Linked DNA regions of Homo sapiens: region 1 is linked to region 2. A link is an interaction called in ENCODE POLR2A ChIA-PET data of the cell type or tissue named here. Cell type or tissue: endothelial cell of umbilical vein. All regions are shown on one strand. Each heading gives the region's core, and the rest is flanking DNA. Links, peaks and the distances in the headings are about the cores only. Region 1 overlaps SPTSSA (serine palmitoyltransferase small subunit A). Region 2 overlaps EAPP (E2F associated phosphoprotein).

The links. ChIA-PET counts read pairs that join two places held together with the same protein. Peaks named below come from ENCODE experiments on the same cell type or tissue, not always from the same donor. Only the 100,000 strongest peaks of a DNase experiment are listed, where the experiment ranks them.
Region 1: POLR2A ChIA-PET joins it to region 2 with 6 read pairs; 9 of 35 experiments call an interaction of 5 or more read pairs at or near these places.

The regions. Positions count from the first base shown.
Region 1 is chr14:34,444,586-34,460,397 of GRCh38, forward strand. The region is part of intron 1 of SPTSSA (serine palmitoyltransferase small subunit A); the gene reads right to left. Among named protein-coding and RNA genes, the nearest start is that of SPTSSA, 9.7 kb to the right of the region's middle. RefSeq lists a silencer at 6,098-6,392 and an enhancer at 14,006-14,507. In endothelial cell of umbilical vein, for the core only: no CTCF peak of the experiment used is centred there; a DNase peak (open chromatin) is centred at 6,586; H3K27ac peaks cover 323 bases.
Region 2 is chr14:34,508,932-34,524,743 of GRCh38, forward strand. EAPP (E2F associated phosphoprotein) reads right to left here. Exons shown (of 6, transcript NM_018453.4): 5 at 15,766-15,812; 6 at 7,007-7,655. The coding sequence ends at 7,379. Among named protein-coding and RNA genes, the nearest start is that of EAPP, 23 kb to the right of the region's middle. In endothelial cell of umbilical vein, for the core only: no CTCF peak of the experiment used is centred there; no DNase peak of the experiment used is centred there.

The DNA.
Region 1 (15,812 bases), core at 3,700-8,699, 68 kb before region 2:
TACTGAAAATACAAAAATTAGCTGGGCGTGGTGGCAGGCACCTGTAACCCCAGCTACCTGGGAGGCTGAGGCAGGAAAATCGTTTGAACCCAGGAGGTGGAGGTTGCAGTGAGTCGAGATCGCACCATTGTACTCCAGCCTGGGCCACAGGGCAAGACTCTGCCTCAAAAAAAAAAAAAATTGCTAAGAGTCGTCATTGTAACATGCAATTAAGACTACCAGAAACAGGTCAGGCACGATGGCTCATGCCTGTAATCCCAACACTTTGAGAGAACAAGGAGGGCGAATCTGAGGTCAGGAGTTCGAGACCAGCCTGGCCAACATGGTGAAACCCCGTCTCAGCTAAAACTATAAAAGTTAGCCAGGCGTGGTGGTGGGCGCCTGTAATCCCAGCTACTTGGGAGGCTGAGGCATGAGAATCACTCAAACTGGGAGCAGAGGTTGCAGTAAGCCAAGATCACACCGTTGCACCCCAGCCTGGGCAACAGAGCCAGGCTCCATCTAAAAAAAAAATTTTAAAAAGACTACTAAAAACAGTTTTACACGCAAGGTGTCTAAAAATAGTAGAAAAAACTTTTTTTTTCTTTTTGGTAAAAGGTTATAATAAAAAGGTTTTTGCTTCTTTAAAATTTCTAGGCCAGGCACAGGGGCTCATGCCTGTAATCCCAACACTCTGGGAGGCCAAAGCAGGTGGATCACCTGAGGTCAGGAGTTGGAGACCAGCCTGGCCAACATGGCCAAACCCTGTCTATGAAACATACAAAAACTAGCCGAGCGTGGTGGCATGCACCTGTAATCCCAGCTACTCAGGAGGCTGAGGCAGGAGAATTGCTTAAACCTGGGTGGCAGATGTTGCAGTGAACCGAGATCACACCACTGCACTCCAGCCTGGGCGACAGAGCAAGACTCTGTCTCAAAAAAATAAATAAATAAAATAAAATAAAATTTCTGAGTCATCATTTTGGCAAAACGTATAATATATGGTAATCTGGAATTCCAAAATCAAACTTCAGTTTCAAAATTGTCTTTCCTAATGCCTGGCTCTCTGGATGTATCAGAGGGTCCCTGAAAACATCCAGAAAAGAGGTAAACAGGATTATTTGACATGTTTACATACACGGGATTGCCAAAACGATGTTCAGTCTTCTTTAGGTTACATTTTTGTGAATAATACTAATGTATATTCCAAAATTGTATGGGATTTCTAAAATTCTAATGTCTAAGTATACGCTATCAACTATAATTATGCTTATTATGTTGTCATTGTAAACCACAGAAATAACCAAATCAAACCAGTTGATACTAAAATTGTTTAAAATAGTTTATAACCAATGCTTGGTCCCATATTACTGGGAAGACAATTAAAGCTTCACGTACATTTGGTCACCTGGTGGGCCATTTAAATATTTTACAAAGCGATTTCATTCCACTGATATCTGGTTGTATAAAAGCTTTCCCATGCAAGAGGGCTGATGTTGTAACAGTAGATTACTACACTACAGTGTATTTTCACCAGGTAAAAAAAGCTTTTTATCGTTTGAATCTTCTGAGAACATCAGAGAAAGACTGTCCTCCCCATCCACACTACAACAAAACTTTGGGACCTTGGGCTTTGGGTTCATGGTCTCACAACTGAGAGGGGTCCCTGCACACTTCTGGAACTGCATCCATTGGAACCTTTGAGATAAAGCCAACCAGGGAAATTTCTCCCAAGAAGATAGCATCCTTGATGTGAACAGCTTTTCCAAGTTCACAGGTTAAGACTTTACTATCATGAAACTCTTATCTTTGAATATTTTTTTCTTGCCTACATCTCTACAAACAATAGAAGTGGAAAAGGGGTCTGTTATGTGGATTTATGGAGTGTACTTTTATTTATGAAGGGGTCTGCAGCCAGCCTTCTACCTGGGTAATCTTATACTTTGACAGATAAAAAATGAAGGCCCAATGTAGGTAAGAAACCTTAATGGTATATACATTGCCTCATAATCAGTCAAAAATAAAACACTGGTTCACTCCTCTTAACCCACATCATGGGTTAAAGAGAACATTGCCAGGAGGCCTTCCCTCTTCTAGAAGGGCATCAGTTATTTGGCTCTTTTTCCATGGTTTAAAGTGAAAGAAGCAATGATTAGAAATGTATCCCTCATGATAGGCTCTCTAGCACATTCTACTTTAAAGGCTATCATCACACAACAGATTTTAAATTCTCTTGTGAAAGTTATGCTAAATAATAGAATTGGCTAAACAGACATGTATCTGTGCAGCTGCTGGCACCTGTGGCCTATCGAGAAATACATAGAATGCAGGTTATAAAAATTCAGTTGTAGGGGATTAATGAAAAGACCACTTACTCAGCTGGGCGCAGTGGCTCACACCTGTAATCACAGCACTTTGAGAGGCCGAGGCAGGTGGATTACCTGAGGTCAGGAGTTCGAGACCAGCCTGGCCAACATAGTGAAACCGCGTCTCTACTAAAAATACAAAAATTAGCCGGCCGTGGTGGCAGGCACCTGTAATCCCAGCTACTCTGGAGGCTGAGGCAGGAGAATCGCTTAAATCTGTGAGGTGGAGGTTTCAGTGAGCCAAGATTGTGCCATGGCACTCCAGTCTAGGTGACAGAGCGAGACTCCATCTCTTAAAAAAAAAAAAAAAAAAAAAAAAAGACCATTTGGTCAAGCAAGCAGACACTTCATCCAGATCATTCTTTAATCTACATAATTTTAGGTGGTTTGGTATGGTGACCCGGGTAAGGAGCATACTCCGAACTCTTGGTATTATCCTCCCAACAGTCATAATAATCGTCTCCCTGGAGTGCTGTATTCTCTCAAAGGTTTTAAATGCTTCCATGCAGCCATCTCTAGAATGTCATATGATTGCTCTTCAACTGGAATGACAAGAGCTGAAGGAAATGTGCAACCATGAGGACTTAACCTATAAATGATGTGCTGAGACTGGAAACGAAAATGATGGTAACTGAGAGTGGTGCTATGGCCCTAAGTTTTGCTCATACTCTCACCTAAGTAAGAACCTGAACAAAAAGGGGGAATTTTTTCAACAAAATTCTGGAAGCCCATTGTTTTGGACTAAGTTCATGCACTGGGCCCCAACAGACCAAACCAAACCAAAACGGGGTTGTTTGTGCTAAGACTTTAGGGAAACACATGGGTTCTAGAACAGACAAGGTTTTGTTTTTTCTTCTGCAAATCTCTGTAACAAACATTTCTGACAGCATAGGTATCCACCTCTGAAGTTCCCATTAAATCTTTTAACCAAATTCATTCCCTCTCGCCTAGAAACCATCAAGCTTCAGATGATCATGCAACAAAGGTTCCAGCCAATTCCAGGTGAAGACACCACCCCTGGCCATCAAGAAGCTACCCTGCTGGCAGGGCATGGTGGTTCACGCATGTAATCCCAGCACTTTGGGAAGCTGAGGTGGGCAGATCACTTGAGGTCAGGAGTTCAAGACCAGCCTGGCCAACATGGTGAAATCCCATCTCTACTAAAAATACAAAAATTAGCTGGGCATGGTGGTGGGTAACCTGTAATCCCAGCTACTTGGGAGGCTGAGGCAGGAGAATCGCTTGAACTCGGGAGGTGGAGGTTGCAGTGAGCCAAGACGATGCCACTGCACTCCAGCCTGGGCAACAAGAGCAAAAACTCCATCTCAAAAAAAAAAGCTACCCTACCTTCACTAGACAGAGCAGGGCGAGAGTTCCATGGTCCCCAATAGGTAGGGACTAGGCCTCAAGGCAGCATGAAGTAGTTACAGAAAAAGAACATTGGTCCCTCTGCCTCCCATAAAGATTTATGGGGATCACATCTCAAAGTGGGGAGATGAGGCAGGAAAATAGGGTCTGGAGGCAGAGAACATCAGGCCGATTCACACTTCAGCTATAACAGGAAATATCCTCTCCAGAGGGTGTAGGCCAAGTAAATGACTTTGTAACTTTACTTCATCCTCTCCATTTACATAGGGCATACCCCAAGTAACCAATGGAATCCTCTAGAGGATATTTAAACTCGCCAAAATTCTGTAACCGGGCCTTTGAGCCCCTATGTTCAGGCCCACTTCCATACTATGGAGTGTACTTTCATTTTCAATAAAACCCTTCATTCCTTCCTCGCTTTGTTTGTGCGTTTTGACCAATTCTTTGTTCAAGATGCCAAGAACCAGGATACCCTCCACCATTAACACCAAGAATATGAGACCAGCCTGGGCAACATGGCAAAACCTCATTTTTTACAAAAAAATTAAAAAATTAGCTGGGCATGGTGGCACGCACCTGTAGTCCCAGCTACTCTGGAGACAGAGGTAGGAGGATCACTTGAGCCTGGGAGGTTGAGGCTACAGTGAGCTGAGATCACACGGCTGTACTCCAGCCTGGATGACAGAGTGAGACTCTATCTAAAAAGATAAAAAGTTTTTTAAAAAATAATAAATTAGCTATACAGGGACACAGTAAGTGAACAAGCACATAACAGGACAGTGAGGAACTTCTAATAATCAAAAAATGCAGGCCAGGTGTGGTGGTTCACACCTGTAATCCCAGCATTTTGGGAGGCCAAGGTGGGAGGATCACCTTGGTTCAAGACTAAGAGTTCAAGACCAGCCTGGGCAACAATAGTGAAACCCCGTCTCTACAAAAACAAACAATTAGCCAGGCATGGTGATATATGCCTGTAGTCCCAGATACTCGGGAGGATGAAGCAGGAATATCACTTGAGCCCAGAAAGCAGAGGTTGCTGTGAGTTGAAATAACACTACTGCACTCTAGCCTGGATGACTGAGTGATACCCTGTCTTGAAAAAAAACAAAAATTTTAATTTCTAGATCACCTGACCTGGTGATCCACCCACCTCGGCCTCCCAAAGTGCTGGGATTACAGGCGTGAGCCACTGCACCCGGCCTCCCTTTTTTTTTTTTTTTTTTGAGACAATTTCTTGCTCTGTATCCAGGCCTGAGTGCAATGGCACGATCTTGGCTCACTGTAACCTCCACCTCCCAGGTTCAAGTGATTCTTCTGCCTCAGTCTCCCGAGTAGCTAGAATTACAGGCACGTGCCACCACGCCCAGCTGATTTTTATATTTTTAGTAGAGATGGGGTTTCACCATGTTGGCCAGGCTGGTCTCGAACTCCTGGCCTCAGGTGATCCGCCCACCTCAGTCTCCCAAAGTGCTGGGATTATAGGCGTGAGCCACCACACCCGACCTAGGCATTGGTTTTATTGTCACACTTCAAAGTGCTCTCACAAAGCTAAACATATACATAACAGAGTATACCGGCTATAATTTGCTATCTGGTATAGATTTCTCAATCCATCTCATTCTGTAACAAGCCTCTCAAAATTTAAAGTACCCTTGACACACTGTGAGTTTTAAGAAATGGGTAGGAGAAACAGTACAGCACTGTAGGAGACCCAGGTTTGAGTCATAACTCTGCCATCCCTGTTTGTGTCAAAAGCTCTCTAACACTAGTCTCCTTATCAATAAAATGTGGACACACATCACCTATCTTTCAGGGTTGTGAGAATTCAGAATCGAACCTATTCTGCAAGAGAAGGCAATGTAATCCTCATTAAAACTGTTCTTTGAGGGTTTGAGCATTTAACATCATGACTGTCTATGTTTGCCCAAGTTCATCCTGCTACTAATTTGTTATTAATTTACAGTGTAATCCTGGGATGACACAACCTCTCTGGACCTGAGTTTCTTCATAAAATGAGGTCCTTTCTTTCATTAACATTTTAGGATCCCACTTGTTTGAAGAGGACGTTTCAGTACCACCTGTCAATCGTCCATAAAGCAATCTTCTGTTTCACATGTACACAAAGAAAAAATGTAAAAATTAATCCGTTTTATGCAATACACATATATTGGAAGGTAATATACAAAGTAATGGAGTAATCTTTCTATTTACCGAACTCTTCTTGTTGTTTGCATAAGTGCCAGTAGCTGTATACAAATTAATCAGGTCTATATTCTAGAGGGGGTTCCATGACTCAAGCAATAGAGAACAAGAATAGAATACAACCTCAAAAACTAAAAAATGGGCTGTTCTGTTTTGTGTTTATAACTTGTCTCTAAACACTGACTTTTAAGTGTTTGACAGAGCACCCCTACTGAGCCTTTGCTTCCAGCCATAGTACATTGCTTGGTAAAGCAGTTGCTTCATGAACCATCCCAGAATTGAGCAAATAATGTGACAGGATACTGTGCAGGTGCTGAAGATAAATGTTTGTTCAAGGGCTGAATGAACAATCAGAGGTTATTCATAACCTGGGCATAACATAAATATTTTATGGGTTCCATGGACATAAAAGCAAGTAGATGTGAAGCCATATATAGAATCTGTATGTTGTTTTCTCTTTCTTTAAGAGGAATCTCCTAAACATAAGCTAAGTTTCCAGCAAGCTAGGAAAGAAATAAAGATTTTTTTTTTTTTTGGCCCATAAAAAGACCATTATCAGCAACTTAAAAAAAAAAAGTCCTATAATAAAGAGAGGAAATGCTTTACATATAAATACAGTACATTAGAAACAAAACCATAGCAACTAACATTTCCTGTTCCAATCAGTAACTCTAAACTATCATCACCCACTTTAGTAATCTAATCACAAGACTTTGGAAAACTTAAAGGTAGTTTCTCACCGGGAAAAGGTCATAGACCTTTGTTCCAGTGGGTATGACTTATACATCTTCACTAGTCTAAATAATTTCAATTATTTAAGTCACATTAAATCACATTAAATGTGACTAAATGATATAGTCACATTAAAAAGCAAAGCTAAAACAACATTTAAAGCAATCCAATCCTATATTAATCAAATTTCTTTTGTAAAATCAATTCTAGGCTGGGCGCGGTAGCTCACACCTGTAATCCCAGCACTTTGGGAGGCCAAGGTGGGCAGATCACGAGGTCAGGAGATCGAGACCGTCCTGGCTAACACGGTGAAACCCCGTCTCTACTAAAAATACAAAAAATTAGCCGGGCGCGGTGGCGGGCGCCTGTAGTCCCAGCTACTCCGGAGGCTGAGGCAGGAGAATGGCGTGAACTCGGGAGGCGGAGCTTGCAGTGAGATCGCGCCACTGCACTCCTGCCTGGGCGACAGAACGAGACTCTGTTTCAAAAAAAAAAAAAAAAAAAAATCAATTCTAAAATGCTATTTAACCTTAGAAATACTCAAGAGTTGTGATAAATCTAAGAAATCATCTTAATGAAAAAAGAAAACAAAGCATTTGACGAAGTATTATCATATGCTGTTTACTGAAAAGCAATCAAAGCCCTAAGTGAAAGCAGCTGCAGGCTACTGAATGAAGCCCCAAACAGGAAAGCTTCCTTATTACTGTAGTTTTCTTTTCCTTTGACCTCAAAAAACTGCAGATCATCACCAACAGAAATGTAAAGAAAGTGCCTAGCGTGGTGGCTCACGCCTGTAATCCCATGCCAGCACTTTGGGAGGCCGGGGCGGGCATATCACCTGAGGTCAGACCAAAAAAAATACAAAAATTAGCCAGACGCAGTGACGCACACCTGTATTCCCAGCTACTCGGGAGGCTAAGGCATGAGAATTTGAACCCGGGAGGCGGAGGTTGCAGTGAGCCAAGATCGCGCCACTGCACTCCAGCCTGAGCAACAGAGTGAGACTCAATCTCAAAAAAAAAAAAAAAAAAAAGAAAGTTAATTTTTCCTAGATATATCAACTATCTCTTGATACTTTTCCAGTTTTCTTACATTGAAACAAGTGGAAAATATTATACTGTCACAATATTATACTGTCACAGTCCTCTGTATGTTAACCAATTTGATATTCAAGGGTCATGTTAAAGGATAGCACATCACCATCAGAAATTAGTGTTTAGCAAGCAAAATCCATTCTCTAAGCTTTCTATAGTGTGCTGATTATACAAACCTAAGTATGAAAATTGTTTTTAGAAACTACAACTTGATGACAAGCTCTTTTAAAACTAAACAAACAACAAAGCATGCTGCTGAAATGAGTAATGATCACGGACTGAAAATTTTTCACTGTGGACTAAAATCCTGGAAATGGTTTGTAGCTCTAATCCCAGAGACACTAAGGTTATAGTGTCTCTGGCACACATTTATTGATTTGAGCTTCTATTACCCTCAGGAAGATTTGAAGTCCCAGTGTTATGGGGAAAAATTTCCCAGTCTGCTCTGAATTATAATCTGTTCTGCTACAGTACATGTTTCTGTAACATCAGATAACTCACATACGACTAGTACAGTACAGGAGCTATATTCCTTCATATGGGATATTTCATCATTTAGGGGAGCAGATTAGTGGGAAAATAATTAGGTGACCCTTGAAAACATGGGTTTGAACTGTGCAGGTCTACTTATACATGGATTTTCTTCTGCCTCTGCCACCCCTGAAACAGCAAGACCAACCCCTCCTCCTCCTCCTTATGATTTTCTTCCCTCTAGCTTACGTTACTATAAGAATACAGTATATAATACATATAACATACAAAATATGTTAATCGACTGTTAATGTTATCAATAAGGCTCCAGTCAAAAGTAGACTATTAGTAAAGTTTCTGGGGAGTCAAAAGTTGTACACAGATTTTCAACTGCCTGCAGGGTGAGGATGAGGGCCTGGGGGCAGTACTCCTAACCCCCAAGTGGATCAAGGGTCAACTGTATCACCTTCTGCAGGAAACATCTCTCAACTCAGCTGCTATACAGGCAGAAGTCCTTTTAACTCTATTTTAAGAAAATCAGAAATTCGCATTTGTACCCAGTCTCCCTCTTCAGAGAAAGGCACCTCCAGGGTAGCACAGCTCTCAGCCAATGTGGCAGGTGGCACTGGCCCTACACTGCCTCAATGGCAGCCCACACTGTCTGTATTACATCAGCACCTACTGCTGACATTTCCATTCAACTTTGTCCATGCTTTGTTCATGTCCCCTCGGGCAGCTTCCAGTGAAGCTGAGCTGCCTGCCTGTCTGGGACATCCAAGTTATTCCCTCAAGATGCCAAGTATTGTGTTTGTTAGTGCTTGCTTACTAAATTGCATACATTTTAAGTGGTCTGACTCAATAATATTTTCCTATAAACCATATTATTTTGCAGTTTTTCAGAAACATATATAATACATGCTGACCAAAACGCTTGTATTAGTAAAACTTCTATTTCTCATAACTATTGATCATAACTACTATTTTTTCAACATTCCAATTTATAAAAAGTATATATCCTCTATCAAGTACATCTTCTAGAACACATAGCTTAAATTACTAAATTTGAGCATTTGGGGTTTGTTCTTTTAAAAAAAAAAAGAGGCCAGGTCCGATGGTTCACACCTGTAATCCGAGCACTTTGGAAAGCTGAGGCAGGAGGACTGCTTGAGGCCAGGAGTTCAAGACCAACCTAGGCAACCTAGTGAGACCCTGTCTCTACTAAAAATTTAAAAATTAATCAGGCATGGTGGTGTGTGCCTGTAGTCCCCACTATTTGGGAAGCTGAGGCGGGAAGATCACTTAAGCCCAGGAGTTCAAGGGTACAGTGAACTAAAGATCATGCCAGCCACTGAACTCCAGCCTGGGCAACAGAGCAAGACCCTGTTTTAGGGGGAAAAAAAAATCTATCTTAGCTCCTATGTGCCATAAATGTTACAACACTCATAGTCTGGAGGAATCACAAAGTCTTTAAGAAAATGGAGACAGGACCTATAGTGATCACTACTCACAAATCACTAGAATCACATGCTGAAACACTGCTGCAGAATATCAATGTGTGGTCTGTTCCCACTGCCATTAACCCAACCATGACTTTCTCTGCCTGTCCTGGTATAGACCATTTAGTTCTTGTTAAGCACAGTTTTCATTATTTTCAACCTTTACCAACCAAAAACTACTAAAGAAAAAGTTAATATTCTAAGGAGTACAGTTAAGAGATATCCTAACATTCTCACTGAATCAGCCAAATATAAAGGCTAACATGTTAAACAGGCTAGAGCAGTTTTCTTCAAACTAAAGCAGTAGGGCCCTGGAGTTAACAAGACAACTTTCCAGGAGGTTAGGATAGTTTAAGGAGAATCCGGTTAAAGGTGGTCTGCTTCCACCGTACTCCCAGAGCTTGATCTGTCTGAGAATTCTTGTGGTTTGCTGGTTGTCCTTCCCATCCTCCCTTATAAATGTATTCACTTCTCCCACATTACTTCCTAATCTTACAATTGTTCATTTCCCAGACAGGTGCAGTGGCTCATGCCTGTAATCCCAGAACTTTGGGAGGCCAAGGTGGGTGGGTCACCTGAGGTCAGGAGTTCGAGACCAGGCTGGCCAACATAGTAAATCCCCTTCTCTACTAAAAATACAAAAATCAGCCGGGTGTGGTGGCAGGCACCTGTAATCCCAGCTACTCGTGAGGCTGAGGCAGGAGAATTGCTTGAACCCAGGAGGCGGAGGCTACAGTGACCCAAGATTGCGCCACTGCACTCCAGCCTAGGTAACAGATCAAGACTCCATCTTGAGAAAAAAAAAAAATAGGAGCCGGGCTAGGTGGCTCACACCTGTAATCCCAGCATTTTGGGAGGCCGAGGTGGGCGGATCACGAGGTTGGGAGTTTGAGACCACCCTGGCTAACATGGTGAAACCCCATCTCTACTAAAAATACAAAAAATCAACAGGGTATGGCGGCGGGCACCTGTAATCCCAGCTACTGGGGAGGCTGATGCAAGAGAATCGCTTGCAACCAGAAGGCAAAGGTTGCAAGGAGCCAAGTTCGCACCACTGCACTCTAGCCTGAGGAAAAGAGCGAAACTGTCTCAAAAAAAGAAAAAAAAAAGGAGTATATTTTTTATATATTCACAGAATATCTCAGGAGAGATGCATAGGAAACTGCTGACACTGGTTGTCCCAGGGTGGCCGAGGCAGGGGTGGAAGGAAGACTGTGTCACCAACTACCTTTTTGTATCTTTTGTGTTTTCAACCATAAGGATGTATAATCTATTTTATTTACAACTTAAAATTCATATTTTCCAAACTCCCAAATACTTTAATTAGTATATTGAGATGCAAAAAAAGTCCTTTTAGGCCAGGCGCGGTGGCTCACACCTGTAATCCCAGCACTTTGGGAAGCTGAGGGGAGAGGATCACGTGAGGTCAGGAGTTCAAGAACAGCCTGGCCAACATGGTGAAACCCCGTCTCCACTAAAAATACAAAAATTACCTGGGCATGGTGGCGTGCAACTGTAATCCTAGCTATTCAGGAGGCTGAGGAATGAGGATTGCTTGAACCCAGGAGGCAGAGGTTGCAGTGAGCTGAGATCATGCCAGTGTACTCCAGCCTGGGCAACAGAACAAGACTCCATCTCAAAAAAAAAAAGTCCTTTTTAATTCTAAGTTGTAAGTATCTGAGGATACAGCAAAAATCTAAGAAAATAATTTAGTTGCTACTGAAAATAACATACAGCTTAAAATGTGTGGCTGGGCGCGGTGGCTCACACCTATAATCCCAGCACTTTGGGAGGCGGAGGCAGGCGGATCACGAGGTCAGGAGATCGAGACCATCCGGCTAACATGGTGAAACCCCGTCTCTACTAAAAAAACAAAAAATTAGCCAGGCGTGGTGGTGGGTGCCTGTTATCCCAGCTACTTGGGAGGCTGAGGCAGAAGTATCACTTGAACCCTGGAGGCAGAGATTGCAGTGAGCTGAGATCGCGTCATTGCACTCCAGCCTGGGCAACAAGTGCAAAACCCTATCTCAAAAAAATAATAAATCAATAAAATAAAATAACAAATCAATATATAAACAACTGTTTTTTAAGCATTATTTGTGTGCCCAGCACTGTGGTTTAAAAGTGGGAAAAAAATGTTTTCAAGACACATGAACTGTCTTTCAGGGTGAATCTAATTCCTAACATAAACCAAAAAACTGCCCACATTTTGCTGAAAATAACATGCCATGGAAACATCATCAGCAGCAAAGAGATGGGCAAATATAGCCCAGTGATTATAGACTAATATGACTTTATTTTTTAATGAATAAAACAAGATTAGGCCAGGCGCGGTAGCTCATGCCTGTAATCCCAGCACTTTGGGAGGCTGAGGCAGGCAGATCACCTGAGGACAGAAGTTCAAGACCAGCCTGGCCAACATGGTGAAATCTTGTCTCTACTAAAAAATATAAAAATTAGCCGGGCGTGGTGGCACACACCTGTAGTCCCAGCTACTCGGGAGGGCAAGGCGGAACAATTGCTTGAATCCAGGAGGCAGAGGTTGCAGCGAGCCAAGATCGCGCCACTGCACTCCAGCCTGGGCAACACAGCGAGACTCCATCTCAAAAAAAAAAAGAAAAGAAAAAAGATTAAAATAGCACACTTCTGATTCAAATTATTATTATTATTATTATTATTACTATTATTATTATTATTATTTTGAGACGGAGCATTTGCTCTGTTGCCCAGGCTGGAGTACAATGGCACAATCTTGGCTCACTGCAACCTCCACTTCTTAGGTTCAAGCAATTCTCCTGCCTCAGCCTCCCATGTAGCTGGGACTACAGGCGCCAGCCACCATGCCCCACTAATTTTTTATTTTTAGTAGAGACAAGAATTCACCATGCTGGCCGAGCTGGCCTTGAACTCTTGACCTCAGGTGATCCAGCCACCTCAGCCTCCCAAAGTTGATTCAAATTATTTTAACAATCTATTTTTAATTTTCTCAACTCTCAACAGGAATGGTTACAACGTTATCCAAGTGAGGTACTTCAGGGCGTGTCTCACTGTTACAAAAGCCTATCTTGGTTACAAAACCTGGTCTTTTCTTTCCCACCTTGGGATGCCAGTAGGGAAAGGATACTTTTGAAAGGTATGTTAAAAATGTCTCCTCCTGAGATAAGGTCAGTGGTTCTCAGTCTATGGTAGGTCTCCTTTTGTAGTATATACTGTAATACTAATTGGCACTTATCAGATTCTTCTTTATTGTTACCTTTTGTCTTAATGCAGGTGTCATGTCCCATTTCTCTGTAAGATAGAAACATGTCTGCACATGGAAAAAGTTCAAATATTCCTTGACAAACCAAAAGCCAATGTATCACTTCAAATGTCTCATCAGAAGACAGATGGTAGCCCAGGCATCTTGGCTCATGCTTATAATCAATCCCAGCACTTCGGGAAGCTGAAGTGGGGGGATCACTTGAGGTCAGGAGTTCAAGATCAGCCTGGCTAACATGGTGAAACCCCACCTCAACTAAAAATACAAAAATTTAGCTGGGCATGGTGGCACGGCCTGTAGTCCCAGCTACTTGGGAGGCTGAGGCAGGAGAATCGCCTGAATCCCAGAGGCAGAGGCTGCAGTGAACCGAGATCGCACCACTGCACTCCAGCCTGGGTGACAGAGCAAGACTGTCTCGGAAAAAAAAAAAAAAAAAAACAAAGAAAAGAAAAGAAAAGACAGATGGTATATAGGCCCTAGTGAGGAAGAATTTACAAAACTTACTTATAAATCTTACTGTTTCAAGAACTATTCACAATGTGTCTGACTTGACCCAATAGATGCTTTTCCTTAAAAACACATCTTAAAATCTTTTTTACAAATTGCAATTTCCTTACATAGGTAAGTTCAAAAATACTTATATTCAATTGAGATTTTTTTTTCTTTTGAACAGGCTGTCACCTAGGCTGGAGTGCAGTGGCGCCATCTCAGCTCACTGCAACCTCTGCCTCCCAGGTTCAAGAGATTCTGGTGCCTCAGCCACCAAAGTAGCTGGCGTACACTACTACACCCGGCTAATATTTGCATTTTTAGTACAGACTGAGTTTCACCATGTTTTCTAGGCTGGTCTCACATTCCTGGACTCCAGCTATCTGCCCACCGCGGCCTCCCAGAGTGCTGGGATTACAGGTGTGAGCTACCGCGCCAGGCCTAAGATCGACTTTCTTTTTATTTTTTTTTTTGAGATGGAGTCTTGCTCTGTGGCCCAGGCTGGAGTGCAGTGGCACGATCTCGGCTCACTGCAACCTTTGCCTCCTGGGTTCAAGCGATTCTCCTGCCTCAGCCTCCCGAGTAGCTGGGACTACAGTCGTGCGCCACCACACTCAGCTAATTTTTTTTTTTTTTTTTTTTTTTTGGTAGAGATGGGGTTTCACCATGTTGGCCAGACTGGTGAACCGCCACCGCGCCCGGCCAAGATTGACTTTCAATTTACAACAGCTTTTAACTAACTTCTAGCTATTTGACTTGGGAAGTCAAGAAGCAAATAATTTCTAAACATCCATTCAGATGCTCAAGGATGCCCCTGGAAAGTACAGTGATAGTACGTTATCAATTTCCCCTGAAATTACAACTTTTTTTTTTTTTTTTTTGAGACGGAGTCTCACTCTGTCACTGAGGCTAGAGTGCAGTGGCGTGATCTCGGCTCACTGCAACCTCCGCCTCCCGGGTTCAAGCGATTCTCCTGCCTCAGCCTCCCGACTAGTGGGATTTCAGGCGTCCACCACCACACTCGGCCCACAACTTCAAATTTTTAAAAATGCATTATATAGCAGGAAATGTAAACTAATGCATCTATCCTCTTTAAGAAATTAATCTGGGCCAGGCGCGGTGGCTCACACCTGTAATCCCAGCACTTTTGGGAGGCCAAGGCAGGCGGATCACTTGAGGTCAGGAGTTTGAGACCAGACTGGCCAACATGGTAAAACCACCCCACCCCCACCCCACCCCCAACTCCGCCTCTATTAAAAATACAAAAATTAGCTGGGCGTGGTGGTGGGCACCTGTAATCCCAGCTACCTCAGAAGGCTGAGGCAGGAGAATCGCTTGAATCCGGGATGCAAAGTTGCAGTGAGCCAAGATTGCACCACCACACTCCAGCCTCGGCAACAGAGCGAGACACCGTCTCAAAAAAAAAAAAAGAAAAAGAAAAAGAAGAAAATTAATCTGGCCAGGCGTGGTAGCTCATGCCTGTAATCCCAGCATTTTGGGAGGCTGCAGTGGGCAGATCACTTGAGGTCAGGAGTTCGAGACCAGCCTGGCCAACATGGCGAAACCCCATCTCTACTAAAAATACAAAAATTAGCCAGGCGTGGTGGCAGGCACCTGTAATCCCGGCTATTCTGGAGGCTGAGGCAGGAGAATCGCTTGAACCTGGGAGGCGGAGGTTGCAGTGAGCCAAGATGGCGACATTACACTCCAGCCGGGCAACAAGAACAAAACACTGTCTCACACACACACACACAAAGAAAAGAAATCAATCTGAAGTCTTCCTCTGTTCAGGACTTCTAACTCAGAGACAAATTTTCAGACAGGCAGAGGCAAATTTCTCTAAATTTTAGGTTTCTAGGATTGATGATTAAGTTGAATGTAATGTTTAAGCTGTAGAAAGTATGCCTCTTTCCAAAAGCCTGTAGCTGGCCACAGATTAGTTCTGGGTGAAGCTTACTAATCATTAATGGATTTATGAAATTCAAACTACTTCAGAGTAAGCCTCCTGACAAGTAGGGAAAAAAATCCAGTTTTCTCATTCAGTTCTTTCCACCAAGCTAAAATGAGGATTCAATCTCAAATTGATGTTCCAAACTATCAGATAGTTTTAAATGATTCTAGAAGTTGAAGTGGAAAAATATAAATACAACAGCTGATAGTAATTCAAGACTGGCTTATGTCAAACAATTGCATTTCTAACCTGAGTTAATTCAATAACGTGAAATTTGAAATAAGATTTTTTTATCTTAAGTTTAAAATCATAAGGTTCTATAATATTGGATGTCAGTTGGTTGCAGTTCTCACCTATTTGAAAAAAAAATTGAAACTACTTGTCGCTAAACCATGGTAACTCAAA
Region 2 (15,812 bases), core at 7,276-12,275:
CAAAAAATATTCAGAACTAGATAATAAAAGAAAGTCTCAAAAAATTTCAAATAAGTTATAGCATACTAACAATGGTCTCTATTCAAAACAATTAAATAATCTATCAACTAGAGCCTCGAACTTCTGGGTTCAAGTAGTTCTCCTGCCTCAGTCTTCTAAATACTTGGGACTATAGGCACATGCCACCGCACCTGGCAAAAGATAGATACATTTTAAAAGTCCTATATATGTTTAGAAATTATAAAAGAAGGCCAGGCGTCATGGCTCACACCTGTAATCCCAGCATTTTGGGAGGCTGAAGCAGGAGGATCATGAGGTCAGGAGTTTAAGACCAGCCTGGCCAACATAGTGAAACCCCGTCTCTACTAAAAATACAAAAAATTAGCTGGGGTTGGTGGTGGGCACCTGTAATCCCAGCTACTTGGGAGGCTGAGGCAGGAGAATCCCTTGAAATCCATGAGGCAGAGGTTGCAGTGAGCTGAGATCGCGCCACTGCACTCCAGCCTGGGCGACAGTGCAAGACTGTCTCAAAAAAAAAAAAAAAATGCTGGGCGTGGTGGTTCACGCCTGTAATCCCAGCACTTTGGGAGGCCGACGGGGGTGGATCACGAGGTCAGGGGATCGAGACCATCCTGGCTAATAGGGTGAAACCCCGTCTCTACTAAAAATACAAAACAAAATTAGCCAGGCATTGTGGCAGCTGCCTGTAATCCCAGCTACTCAGGAGGCTGAGACAGGGGAATTGCTTGAACCCGGGAGGCAGAGGTTGCACAGTGAGCGGAGATCATGCCACTGCGCCACTGTACTCCAGCCTGGGCAACAGAGCGAGACTCTGTCTCAAAAAAAAAAAAAATTGTAAAAATACTTCTCAATAACTAATGACTTTTAAAATCATAATTGAAAAATAACAATAATTGAAACTGAACAAAAAGACTATATATACAACACGTGGGATGCAATGAAAGGAGAGAAAACCTATAGCCCTAAATGTTTACATTAAAAAAGAGAAAGTCTGAAAATGAGCTAAGCATCCACCTTAAGAAGATAGGAAGAGGCCAGGTGCGGTGGCTCACACCTATAATCCCAGCAGTTTGGGAGGTCAAAGTAGGCAATCACCTGAGGTCAGGAGTTCGAGACCAGCCTGGCCAAGATGGTGAAACCACGTCTTTACTAAAAAAACAAAAATTAGCTGTGCCTGGTGGCGAGCGCCTGTAATCCCAGCTACTTGGGAGGTTGAGGCCGGAGAATCGCTTGAACCCACAAGGCAGAGGCTGCAGTGAGGTGAGATTGCACCACTGCACTCCAGCCTGGGCAACAAGAGCGAGACTTTGTCTCAAGAAAAAAAAAAAGAAGAAGAAGATTGGAAAAGAACAACAGAATAAATGCAAGTTGACTAGAATGAAGGAGATGATACAGATAAGATTAAAAATTAATGAAATAAGACTGAAATTCGATCAAGGAAAAAAGAGAAAACATAAATATTAGAAATGGAAAACGGAGGCACAACTACATATCCAGCAGATATTAAAGATAATGAGAGAAAGGTATGAACGACTTTATTCAATAAATTTGAAAACATAGAAAAAATGAACAAATTCCTTTAAAATCCCGATGAATTGGCTAGGCGCGATGGCTCACGCCTGTAATCCCAGCACTTTGGGAGGCTGAGGCAGGCAGATCACTTGAGGTCAGGAGTTCGAGACCAGCCTGGCCAACATGATGAAACCCTGTCTCTACCAAAAAACACAAAAAAATAGCCGGGCATGGTGGCACATGCCTGTGGTCCCAGCTCCTCGGGAGGCTGAGGCAGGAGAATCGTTTGAACCTGGGAAGCAGAGGTTACAGTGAGCCGAGACGTTGCCACTGCACTCCAGCCGGGGCAACAGAATGAGACTCTGTCTCAAAAAAATTAATTAATTAATTACATAAAATCCTGATAAATCATCCTGATAAATGGTCATTTATCAAAATGAATTCAGAAAGAAAATCTTTTTTTTTTTTTTTTTTTTGAGACAGCTCTCGCTCTGTCACCCAAGCTGGAGTGCAGTGGCCCAATCGCAGCTCAGTGCAATTTCTGCCTCCTGGGTTCAAGCGATTCTCCTACCTCAAGCAATTCCCTCCTGCCTTGGCTTCCTAAAGTGCTGGGATTACAGGTGTGAGCCATCATGCTTGGTGTATGCTTGTTTATTTTTATTTTCATTTTATTTTTTAAATTTTCTCATAGAGACAGGGTTTCACCATGTTGGTCAGGCTGGTCCCGAACTCCTGACCTCAAGTGATCTGCCCGCCTCGACCTCCCAAAGTGCTGGGATTACAGGTGTGAGCCACCGTGCCTGGTCATCATATTAAATTTATAACAAACTATCTTCAATCAATAAAAACTGAGCTTAGGCTGGGAGAAGTGGCTCACGCCTGTAATACCAGTACTTTGGGAGGCCGAGGCGGATGGATTGCCTTAGGTCGGGAGTTCAAGACCAGCCTGACTGACATGGAGAAACCCCGTCTCTACTAAAAATACAAAATTAGCTGGGGTGGTGGCACATGCCTGTAATCCCAGCTACTCGAGAGGCTGAGGCAGGAGAATCACTTGAGCCGGGGAGGGGGAGGTTGTGGTGAGCTGAGATCGCGCCATTGCACACCAGCCCGAGCAACAAGAGTGAAACTCCGTCTCAAAAAAAAAAAAAATCAACTGAGCTTAAATAGCATATAAAACCCTGTTCCTATATAGCTATCTCCCTCTCCTTTATGTTGTGATGATCACAAATTATATCTTTATACACTGTGATTTGCTGCCTTTTTTTTTTTTTTTTTTTTTTTGAGATGGGCTCTGTTGCCCAGGCTGGAGTGCAGTGGTATGATCTCAGCTCATGGCAACCTCTACCTCCCGGGTTCAAGCGATTCTCCTGCCTCAGCCTCCCTGAGTAGCTGGGACTACAGGCACCTGCCAACACGCCCGACTAAGTTTTGTTGTTGTTGTTGTTTTTCTGAGATGGAGGCTTCCTCTGCTGCCCAGGCTGGAGTGTAGTGGTATGATCTCAGCTCACTGCAACCTCCACCTCCCGGGTTCAAGTGATTCTCCTGCCTCAGCCTCCTGAGTAGCTGGGATTATAGGCACGTGCCACTATGGCCAGCTAATTTTTGTATTTTAGTAGAGATAAGGTTTCCCCATGTTGGTCAGGCTGGTCTCGAACTCCTGACCTCAGGTAATCCACCTGCCTTGGCCTTCCAAAGTGCTGGGATTACAGGAGTGAGCCACTGCACGTGGTCTGCTCCAGGTGATTTTTTTTTTTTTTTTTTTTGAGACGGAGTCTCGCTCTGTCGCCCAGGCTGGAGTGCAGTGGAGCAATCTTGGCTCACTGCACGCTCTGCCTCCCAGGTTCACGCCATTCTCCTGCCTCAGCCTCCTGAGCAGCTGGGACTACAGGCACCCACTACCATGCCTGGCTAAATTTTTGTATTTTTAGTAAAGACTGGGTTTCACCGTATTAGCCAGGATGGTCTCTATCTCCTGACCTCGTGATCTGCCCGCCTCAGCCTCCCAAAGTGCTGGGATTACAGGCGTGAGCCACCATGCCCGGCCCAGGTGATTTTTTATTTGTGTTTGTATTATATAGAGATAGGGTCTCCCTGTTGCCCAGGCTGGCCTCAAACTCCTGGGCTCAAGGGGTCCTCCTGCCTCAGCCTCCCAAAGTGCTACGATTATAGGCATGAGCCACTGTGCTGGTCCAAAGTGATGTTTATGGGTAAAATCACTGAGAACTTTCCAGTAGAAGTGGGATGAGGGTCCGATGGAGGAGTGGTTGTTGGTTGGGGGGGACCTGGAAAGGAAGTAAGGTTTGCAATGACAGTAATACAGAAGATCTTGCAAAGTACGACATGGCAAACACAGATTACAAGTAATAGACTGGTAGTGCTATTCTGCAGTGTATTACCTGGCTATAAATGGAAACATTTAAAGAATGTATAAAAAATAAAAATGGGCCGGACAAGGTGGCTCATGCCTGTAATCCCAGCATTTTTGGAGGCCAAGGCAGGTGAATCACCTGAGGTCAGAAGTTGCAGACCAGCCTGGCCAACATGGTGAAACCCCATCTCTACTAAAAATACAAAATTAGCTCGGTGAGGTAGTGCATGCCTGTAATCTCAGCTACTTGAGAGGCTGAGGCAGGAGAATCGCTTGAATCCAGGAGGCGGAGGTTGCAGTGAGCCGAAATCATGCCATTGCACTCCAGCCTGGGCCACAAGAGCAAAACTCTGTCTCAAAAAATATAGATAAATAAAAAATAAAGTAAAAAAATAAAAATAGAAGCCGGGTGCCGTCACGCCTGTAATCTCAGCACTTTGGGAGGCCGAGGCAGGTGGATCACTTGGGGCCAGGAGTTCAAGACCAGCCTGGCCAACATGGTGAAACCCCATCTCTACTAAAAATACAAAAATTAGCCAGGTGTCCCAGCTACCCAGGAGGTGGAGGTTGCAGTGAGCTGAGAGCTGAGATCACGCCACTGCACTCCAGCCTGGGCGACAGATCAAGATTCTGTCAAAAAAAGAAAAAGAAAAGGGCCAGGTGCAGTGGCTCATGCCTGTAATCCCAGCACTTTGGGAGGCCGAGGCGGGCAGATCACGAGGTCAGGAGATCGAGACTATCCTGGCTAACACGGTGAAACCCCATCTCTACTAAAAATACAAAAATTAGCTGGATGTGGTGGCACATGCCTGTAGTACCAGCTGTTTGGGAGGCTGAGGCAGGAGAATCACTTGAACCTGGGAGGCAGAGGTTGCAGTGAGCCGAGATCATGCCACTGCACTCCAGCCTGGCAACAGAGCGAGACTCCATCTCAAAAAAAAAATTAATTAAATAAAATAAAAAATAAAAATGAAAAAATAAAGTATATATATTGCTTCCAATCAAATAGATATCAGTATATTATAAAAATTATGAAGTACAATAGCCATTTTTTTTTTTCTGAGACAGAGACTCGCTCTGTCGTCCAGGCTGGAGTGTAGTGGCGCAATCTAAGCTCACTGCAAGCTCCGCCTCCTGGGTTCAAGCAATTCTCCTGCCTCAGCCTCCCAAGTAGCTGGGATTACAGGCACGTGCCACCAAACCCAGCTAATTTTTGTATATTTAGCAGAGACGGGGTTTCACCATGTTGGCCAGGCTGGTCTCGAACTCCTGACCTCAGGTGATCCACCAACTTCGGCCTCCCAAAGTGCTGGGATTACAGGCATGAGCCACCATGCCTGGCAGAAGTATAATAGGTATAAGACATTGGAGATTCCTTAGAAATTATCAGTTTTCTGTCCCCACCTCATTCATACAAACACTCCGTAACTGGTTCCAGCTCTCTTTACACATAGCTTGTAGAAAACATAGAAGGGTAGGAGGTGAGGAAAGCATCTTTTCTCTTATGGAATATGCAGAGGTCCCCCTCAAGCTTTGTTGACACCTGATCTCTGTAGGAGACTACTGCTCTTGTCTAGTATTTTCATTTTATAGATGAGAAAACTGGGCCTCAAAGGAACAGACTTGTCCAAGATTAGCATAGCAGAGCCTGAGTTAAAACACATTTTCTGGCTGGGCGCGGTGGCTCATGCCTATAATCCCAGCACTTTGGGACGCCAAGGCGGGCGGATCACCTGAGGTTGGGAGAAACAACCCAAATCATATCATTCTTTCATTTTTAAGAGAGGGCCTCAATCTGTTACCCAGGCTAGAATGCAGTGGCATGATCAAAGCTCAGTTCAGCCTTGGTCTGCCAAGCTCAAGTGATCCTCCCACCTCAGCCTCCCAAGTAGCTGGGACTATAGGCACACACCACCACGTTCAGCTAATTTTTAATTTTTTTTTTTTTTTTTTTGTAGAGACAGGGCCTTGCTATGTTGCCCAGGCTGGTCTTGAACTCCTGGTCTCAAGCGATCCTCCCTCCTCAGCCTCCCAAAGTGCTGGAATTATAGTCATGAGCCACTGCATTCAGCCATATCATTCTTTTAAAGACTGAAAATACACAGATGCCTACAATGCAATTTCCCCTCAAGCTGCCACTGGTTTTTATATTAATACCCCAAAAAATTATATCTTGGTTGTTTGCAACAGAAGTAATAAATAGCAGGCACAAGAGGTGGCAGCAGAATTTTTTTTTTTCTTTTTTCTTTGAGACAGGGTCTTGCTCTGTCACCCAGGTGGGAGTGGAGTGGCAAGATCTCGGCTCACTGCAACCTCCACCTCCCAGGTTCAAGTGATTCTCCTGCCTCAGCTTCCTAAGTAGCTAGGATTACAGGCGCCCACCACCAGGCCTGGCTAATTTTTGTATATTTAGTAGAAATGGGGTTTCACCATGTTAGCCAGGCTGCCCTGGAACTCCTGACCTCAAGTGATCAGCCCAGCTAGGTCTCCCAAAGTGCTGGAATTACAGGGGTGAGCCACCACACCCGGCCAGAATTTTTAAGTCTAGTCAGAAGGGGAGGTTGCTTTCCCTCACCATAAATTTATATTTTAAAATGTGCATTCATTAAGTTTAGAATACTGGTAAGTGTACTCCTTTTCAGAAAAGGACCTTTATTACTTAAAGCATCTGACAGTACCTACTCCATGCAATTGTTTGTTTCTTTGTTGTTTGTTTTGAGACAAAGTCTTACTCTCACCCAGGCTGGAGTACAGTGATATGATCTCAGCTCACTGCAACCTCAGCCTCCCAGGTTCAAGCAATTCTCCTGCCTCAGCCTCCCGAGTAGCTGGAATTACAGGTGCACACCACCACGCCCAGTTGATTTTTCTATTTTTAGTAGAGACAGACAGCGTTTCACCATGTTGGTCAGGCTGGTCTCAAACTCCTAAACTCCTGAACTCCTGATCCACCCGCCTTGACCTCCCAAAGTGCTGGGATTACAGGCAGGAGCCAAAGCTACCAGCCTATTCCACGCAATTGTAACAGTTACTAAATACTGTCATTCATCATGTGGGGTGGGGGTGAATAAAGATACATCTTAGCAAAAACAATACAGACAATTCAGGAAAGAGTTTCCAGTTTAATTACATCAAAGCTATATCCAAAATAAAAATAACACTCAGAAACAAAGATTGCTTATAATTCCAGAACATTTTAATTCTACAGAGCTTTAATAAAAAGCCCGACAGTTTCCAAATGTTCATCAAAAACAGAATGAATATCAGTCCCATCAATAAGGGGGAAAATCAAAGAAAAAAAAAAGGAGAGGGTGAGAGATGTAAGAGATGAATGAAGGTTGACAACTATTCTCCTTTAAAAAGAGAAACACTGCTTCCTCAATGTCACTGAAGGATATGAACAGGCAAGAGGAAAGTAACTGTCCATATTTGCCTTATATACAGTATTGGGTAATTAAATGCCAGTTGGGCTGTTTAGGAATGGCTTGCTAAAACATTGAAAAAATGAAAGACTTCATCCTTGTCGTAGACTGCCACTTCAGTGGAACATTCAGTGCACATGACTGGGTGATAGATTTCTTCCACATCTGTCTCTGCCTTCTCGGCAGCATCTTCCCGGTTAGACCTCATCTTCTTATGGACCCGCCTTTTCTTCCTGTTCTCTGAGGCTTTATATCTTAGAACCTCCTCTTTGTTAATAGAACAATTCATTACAAACATTGCTCTATATTGAGTTTTGTATGATTCATGCCTAAGAGAAAAATGAAATGGAGAATTGGGGTTTATGTTCTATGTTAATAGTTTATCCATTTAGATAAAATTTGAGAATACCAAAAACTTACTGAAATACCAACCAAAGACAAGACACAGGAACAAAACAGCAAGTTTAAAGAAATTTTAAACAGTTGTTTTAAGAATAATTAAAACTTGTGAACACAGCTCACTGCAGCCTTGAACTCTTAGCCTCAAGTGATCCTCCTGCCTCAGCCTCCCTGGTAGCTGGGATTACAGGCACAAGCCACTGCACCAGGCAGAAGAAACATTTTAGTATGTAACAGTGTAAGGAAGAAATGTATCCTCTTTCCTTCTGCTTTTTGAAAGTAACTTTTTTTTTTTTTTTGAGATGGAGTCTCGCTCTGTCGCCCAGGCTGGAGTGCAGTGGCGCGATCTCGGCTCACTGCAAGCTCCGTCTCCTGGGTTCACGCCATTCTCCTGCCTCAGCCTCCCGAGTAGCTGGGACTACAGGCGCCCGCCACCATGCCTGGCTAATTTTTTTGTATTTTTAGTAGAGATGGGGTTTCATTGTGTTAGCCAGGATGGTCTCGATCTTCTGACCTTGTGATCTGCCCGCCTCGGCCTCCCAAAGTGCTGGGATTTCAGGCGTGAGCCACCGCACCCAGACGATTCTATTTCTTTTTTTTTTTTTTTTTGAGATGGGGTTTCACTCTTGTTGTCCAGGCTGGAGTGCAATGGCGTGATCTCAGCTCACCACAACCTCTGCCCCCCGGGTTCAAGTGATTCTCCTGCCTCAGCCTCCCAAGTAGCTGGGATTACAGGAATGCACCACCACACCTGGCTAATTTTGTATTTTTTAGTAGAGACAGGGTTTCACTATGTTGGTCAGTTTCATCTTGAACTCCTGACCTCAGGTAATCTGTCCACCTCGGCCTCCTAAAGTGCTGGGATTACAGGCATGAGCCACCGTGCCTAGCCTGATTCCTTGTATTTCTGTGGTCTCAGTTGTTATGCCTTCTTTTCTATTTCTAATTTATTTGGGCCTTCTCTCTTTTTTTCTAAGAGGTTTGTCAATTGTATCTTTTAAAATTATCAACTTTTAATTTCATTAATCTTCTGGCTTGTTTGTTTGGGTTTTTTGGGGTCTCAATTTCATTCATTCCTGCCTTGATCTTTATTATTTCTTTCCTTTTATTTTATTTAATAAATTAATTTTTTTTTTGAGATGGAGTCTCGCTCTGTCACCCAGGCTGGAGTGCAATGGTGTGATCTCGGCTCACTGCAACCTCTGCCTCCCGGGTTCAAGCGATTCTCCTGCCTCAGCCTCCTGAGTAGCTGGGATTAAAGGTGTACGCCACCACACTTGGCTCATTTTTGTATTTTTAGTAGAGACAGGGTTTCACCAGGTTGGTCAGGCTGGTCTCAAACTCCTGACCTCGTGATCTGCCTGCTTTAGCCTCCCAAAGTGCTGGGATTACAGGTGTGAGCCACCATGCCCAGCCTCTTTCCTTCTATTAATGTTGGATTTGGTCTGTCCTTGCTTTTCTAGTTCCTTGAGGTGTATCATTAGATTATTTGGGTGAAATGTTCTGTAAATGTCAGTTAGGCTTCTTTGGTCTACTGTGTAGTTTAACTCTGATGTTTCTTTATGGTTTTCTATCTGGATGATCTGTCCATTACTGAGAGTGGAGTGTTGAAGTCCCCTACTATTATTGTATTGCAATACTAATACTGTATTGTATCTCTCCCTTTAGATTTTTTTTTTTTTTTTTTTTTTTTTTTGAGATGGAGTCTCACTCTGTCACCCAGGCTGCAGTGCAATAGCACGATCTTGGCTCACTGCAACCTTCACCTCCCAGCTTCAAGTGATTCTCCCACCTCAGCCTCCTGAGTAGCTAGATTACAGGCACCCGCCATCATGCCCAGCTAATTTTGGTATTTTTGTGGAGATGGGGTTTCACCATGTTGGCCAGGCTGGTCTCAATCTCCTGACGTTGTGATCCACCAACCTCGGCCTCCTGAAGTGTTGGGATTACAGGCGTGAGCCACTGCGCCCAGCCCCTTTGGATCTATTAATGTTTATATACCTGGGAGTTCCAATGTTGGCTGCATAGATATTTATACTGTTATATAAATTCCTCTTGCTGAATTGACCCCTTTATATAGTAAACTTCTTTGTTTCCTTTTTACAGTCCTTGATTGTAGTCTGTTTTAAGGACAGCTATTCCTATACTGGTTTCCAGCTGCATGAAATATCTTTTCCCATTCATGTTCAGTCCATGTGTCCTTACAAGTGAAGCAAGTTTCTTCTAGGCAGCATATAGTTGAGTCTTGTTTGTTGATCCATTCAGCCACTGTCTGCCTTTAAATTGGAGAAGTGAGTCCATTTACATTGTGTTAGTACTGATAAGTAAGGATTTGCTACTGATGTGGCTTGGGTCTGTGTCCCTGCCCCAATCTCATGTCAAATTGTAATCTCCAATGTTGGAGGTGGGACCTGGTGGGAGGTGACTAGATCTTGGGGGCAGACTTCCCCCTCGTGCTGCTCTTGTGATAGTGAGTACTCACAAGATTTGATTGTTTAAAAGTATGTGGCACCTCCCCTCTCTCTCTTCCTCTTGCTCTGGCCATGTAAGATGTGCCTGCTTCCCCTTTGCCTTCTGCCATCATTAAAAGTTTCCTGGCCAGGTGCACTGGCTCAAGCCTGTAATCCCAGCACTTTGGGAGGTCAAGGCGGGTGGATCACCTGAGGTCAGGAGTTCAAGACCAGCCTGACCGATATGGTGAAACCCCACCTCTACTAAAAATACAAAAATTAGCCAGGAGTGGTGGTGTGTGCCTGTAGTCCCAGCTACTTGGGAGACTGAGACAGGAGAATTGCGTGAACCTGGGTGGTGGAGGTTGCAGTGAGCCAAGATCGTGCCACTGCACTCCAGCCTGGGTGACAAGCAAGACTCCCTCTCAAAAAAAAAAAAAAAGTTTCCTGAGACCTCCCCAGCCATGCTTCCTATACAGCCTGTGGAATTATGAGCCAATTAAACTTCTTTCTTTATAAATTATCCAGTCTCGGGTATTTCCTTATAGCAGTGCAAGAGCAGACTAATACAACTACTGGCATTTTGCTGCTTTTTTTCTGGTTGTTTTGTAACTCTTCCCTTCCTTACTGTCTTCCTTCGTGATTAAGTGATTTTCTCTGGTAGTATGTTTTAATCCATTGCTTTTTGATTTTGGTGAATCTATTATAGGTTTTTGCATTATGGTTATCATGAAATCACAAAAAAAAAACTTACAGTTATAACAAGGTTCTTTCTTTTCTTTTTTTTTTTTTTTTGAAACAGAGTTTCGCCCTTGTTGCCCAGGCTGAAGTGCAGTGGCGCAATCTTGGCTCACTGCAACCTCCACCTCCCTGGTTCAAGTGATTCTCCTGCCTCAGGCTGCTGAGTAAGCTTGGATTACAGGTGTCCGCCACGACTTCCGGCTAATTTTTTATATTTTTAGTAGAGATGGGGTTTCACCATGTTGGCCAGGCTGGTCTCGAACTCCTGACCACAGGTGATCCACCTGCCTCAGCCTCCCAAAGTGCTAGGATTACAGGCATGAGCCACCATGCCTGGCCCAGTTCTTTCTTTTCTCTCTTTATTTTTTTCTTCTTTTTTTGAGACAGAGTCTCACTCTGTCACTCAGGCTGGAGTGAAGTGGTGTGATCTTGGCTCACTGCAACCTCCACCTCCTTGGTTCAAGCAATTCTCCTGCCTCAGCCTCCCCAGTAGCTGGGATTACAGGCACGCGCCAACACGCCCAGCTAATTTTTGTATTTTTAATAGAGACAGAGTTTCACCATGTTGGCCAGGCTGGCCTTGAACTCCTGACCTCAGGTGATCCACCCTCCCCTGCCTCCCAAAGTGCTAGGATTACAGGCATGAGCCACCACACCTAGCCCTTTATTTCTGAGACAGAGTCTCACTCTGTCCCCCAGGCTGGAATGCAGTGGTGCAATCTCAGCTCACTGCAACCTGTGCCTCCCAGGTCCAAACAATTCTCGTGCCTCAGCCTCCCAAAAAACTGGGATTATAGGCAAATGCCACCATGCTCAGCTAATTTTTTAATATTTTTAGTACAGAGGGGTTTCACCGTGTTGGCCAGGCTTGTCTCAAACTCCCTGCCTCAAGTGATCCACCCGCTTCCGCCTCCCAAAGTGCTGGGATTACAGGATAAACCACCACACCCAGCCTGGCATTTTTTTTTTTCATTCCACTCCCTCCTGATCTGTATGCTTTCCACTGAGAAATCTGTTGCCAGATGAACTGTAGCTACTTTATATGCTATTTGCTTCATTTATCTTGCTCCTTTCAAGATCCTCTCTTTGTCCATAACCTTTGGACAGTTTTACTGTTTTATTGTTATATGCCTGGGGGTGGTTTTATTTGAGTCAAATGTGTTTGGTGTTCTCTGGCCATAAATATCTCCTTCTCAAGTTTTGGAACATTTTCTGCTATTATTATAATTATTATTTTTGAGACCAAGTTTTGCTCTTGTTGCCCAGGCTGTAGTGCAATGGTGTGATCTCAGCTCACTGCAACCTCCGCCTCCTGGGTACAAGCGATTCTCCTGCCTCAGCCTCCCGAGTAGCTTGGATTACAGGCATGCACCACCACGCCCAGCTAATTTGATTACATTTTTAGTAGAGACAGGGTTTCACCATGTTGGCCAGGCTGGTCTCGAACTGCTGACCTCAGGTGATCCACCCACCTCCGCCTCCCAGAGTGCTGGGATTACAAGTGTCAGCCACCATCCCCAGCTACTGCTATTAATTTTTTGAATAAGCTTTCTACTCCTTGCTTTTGCTCTACTCCCTCCTGAGTACCAATTCTTAGATTTAATCTTTTGAGATAATATTTTATATCTTGTAGACCTTCATACCTTTTCTTTCTCCTCTGATTGTGCATTTTCAAACAGTCTATCTTTAAGCTCACTGATTCTTTCTTTTGCTGATCCCTTCTGCTGTTGAGAGCCTCTAATGAATTTTTTAGTTCAGCAAATATATTTCTCAGAGTTCCCAGATTTCTTTTTTTTTTTTTTTTTTAGATGGAGTCTCGCTCCATTGCGCAGGCTGGAATGCAGTGGCATGATCTCGGCTCACTGCAACCTCTGCCTCCTGGGTTCAAGCGATTCTCCTGCCTCAGCCTCCCGAGTAGCTGGGACTATAGGCACATGCCACCACGCCCAGCTAATTTTTTGTATTTTTAGTAGAGACGGGGTTTCACCATGTTAGCCAGGATGGTCTCGATCTCCTGACCTCGTGATCAGCCCTCCTCAGTCTCCCAAAGTGCTGGGATTACAGGCGTGAGCCACTGTGCCCGGCTGAGTTCCCAGATTTCTGTTTTATTTTATTTTGTTCTTCTTTTAGAGACAGAGTCTGACTCTGCCACCCATTCTGGAGTACAGTGGCACAATCATGGCTCACTGCAGCCTCGACTTCCAGGGCTCAAGTGATCTTCCCACCTCAGCCTCCAAAGTAGCTGGGTCTATAAGCGTATGCCAAGACACCAACTAAGTTTTTTTCGTTTTCTGTAGAGACAGAGTCTTACTATGTTGCCCAGACTGGTCTCAAACTCCTGGCCTCAAGCCATCCTCCCAGCTTGGCCTCCCAAAGTAGTGGGATTACAGGTATGAGCCACTGTGCCCATAATTTTTTTAATTATTTCGATCTCTGTTAAATTTATCTGATAAATTTCTGAATTGCCTGGGCTGTCTTGGAGATCACTCAGTTTTCTTAAAACTGCTATTTTGAATTCTTGGTCAGAGAGTTCACATATCACAGTATTGTGATATGTGATATGTGATAAGGGTTCACTTGATTCCTTGTTTTGTCCATTTGAAGAGGTCATGGTTCCATTTGCTACTGTGTCTTGTGGATGTAAATGTACATCTTTGTATTGAAGGATTAGTTATTTGTTCCAGTCTTCTCTGCTTTGCTTTTTTTTGGTTATTAGATATGTTTGCCTAGAGATTCTTTGTAATTTGCAATTTGCATGTTGATATTCTTTCTTTTTCCTTTCTTCCCACTACGTCATTGCTTCCTTTTTGGCACCAGATGGCACTTTAAGCCTCAGTTCTAGTAAACACTGAGCGTGCTGCCTGTTCCAAATGAAGTGGGGGGTGGGTCCCAAAGAGGATAGGGATATCCCAGTAGGATGGGAATGCTGGCTAGGGGTTCACACTTGGGACCTGGCTTTGTCTCTGGCTATCCTTCTTTGTCTCTGGCTATCCTCAGGGATATTTTTTCCTTCAGGCACTCTCAGTGCTTCCTATGAGTTGAGGCAGGGACAGATCTCTTACCAGAGAACTCAAAAAGGTAAAGAAGCTGGTTGTACACTTCCATCTTACTTTTTCTAATGTAAAAATCATGAGCTCAGGGGAATTTTTCTGCTCACTTGGTGCCAGGCAGATTGTGGAGAAGGATAAGCAGATATGGAAGAACAATTCTCTTACTGTCTGCTTTAAGTTTTTTTTACTTCTCTGTGGCCCTAGAAACTGTCTCCTCCTTATATTGAGATCTGGGATACTGGTGGTGATAGCTTCAGTGCTGTATATTTGGTTTTGGTATTCTGCAGGGGGAAGGAGAGCCAGTTTGCTTCTATGCTGCTATTTTGCACTAGAAAAGATACCTTTTTTTTTTTTTTTTGAGACGGAGTCTCGCTCTGTTGCCCAGGCTGGAGTGCAGCGGCGTGACCTCGGCTCACTGTAAGCTCCGCCTCCTGGGTTCACGCCATTCTCCTGCCTCAGCCTCCGGAGTAGCTGGGACTACAGGCGCCCGCCACCATGCCCGGCTAATTTTTTGTATTTTTAATAGAGACAGGGTTTCACCGTGGTCTCGATCTCCTGACCTCGTGATCCGCCCACCTCGGTCTCCCAAAGTGCTGGGATTACAGGCGTGAGCCACCACGCCCAGCCCGTTTTTTTTTTTTTTTTGGAGAGAGAGATGGGGATCTCACCTTTGTTTTGTTGCCCAGGCTGGAGTGCAGTGGTGGTCACAGCCCACTGCAGTCTTGAATTCTTGAGCTCAAGCCATCCTCTCACCTCAGCCTATCGAGTAGCTGGGTCTACACGCATACATCACTATACTCAGCTAATTTTTTATTTTTTTATTTTTTGTAGAGATGAGGTATCACTATGTTGCCTAGGCTGGTCTCAAACTCCTAGGCTCAAGTGATCGCCTTAGCCTCCCATAGCACTGGGATTACAGGCATGAGTCACTGTGCCCAACTTTAAAAGTATAAAAGCTACATTTAATATAACTATATATAATCAAAATTAATTGTATAAAGATTAGTCACACAGCACCAAGAATCTAAGTACAGAACTTTATCAGAATTCCTGAGTACCTCAAAAGTCTGTTTCTGGGCTGGGCACAGTGGCTCACGCATGTAATCCCAGCACTTTGGGAGGCCGAGGTGGGCAGATCACTTGAGGTCAGGAGTTCAAGACCAACCTGGCCAACATGGTGTGACCCTGTCTCTACTAAAAATATAAAAATAAGGCCGGGCGTGGTAGCTCACAGCTGTAATCCCAGCACTTTGGGAGGCCAACGCAAGTGGATCACAAGGTCAGGAGTTCAAGATCAGCCTGGCCAAGATGGTGAAACCCTGTCTGTACTAAAACTACAAAAATTAGCCGGGTGTGGTGGCAGGCACCTGTAATCCCAGCCACTTGGAGGCTGAGGCAGAAGAATCACTTGAACCTGGGCAGCAGAGGTTGCAGCGAGCCAAGATTGCACCACTATACTCCAGCTTGTACGACAGAGTGAGACTTCATCTCAACAAAACAAAACAAAACTATATCTATCTATCTATCTATCTATCTAGATCTAGATCTAGATCTAGATACACACAAAAACTAGCCAGGCATGGTGGTGGCCGCTTGTAATCCCAGCTACCTGGGAGGCTGAGGCAGGAGACTCGCTTGAACCCACGGGGCGGAGGTTGCAGTGAGGCGAGATTGTGCCACTGCACTCCAGCCTGGGCAACAGAGTAAGACTCTGACTTCAAAAAAAAAAAAGTCTGTTTCTAATTTAAACAAAATATGTATGTGTGTGTGTGTGTGTGTGTGTGTCCTTCATCCATTACCTTTGGCAATCAAGGCAAAGTGTGGTCATGCAGGCAGGACAATTCAA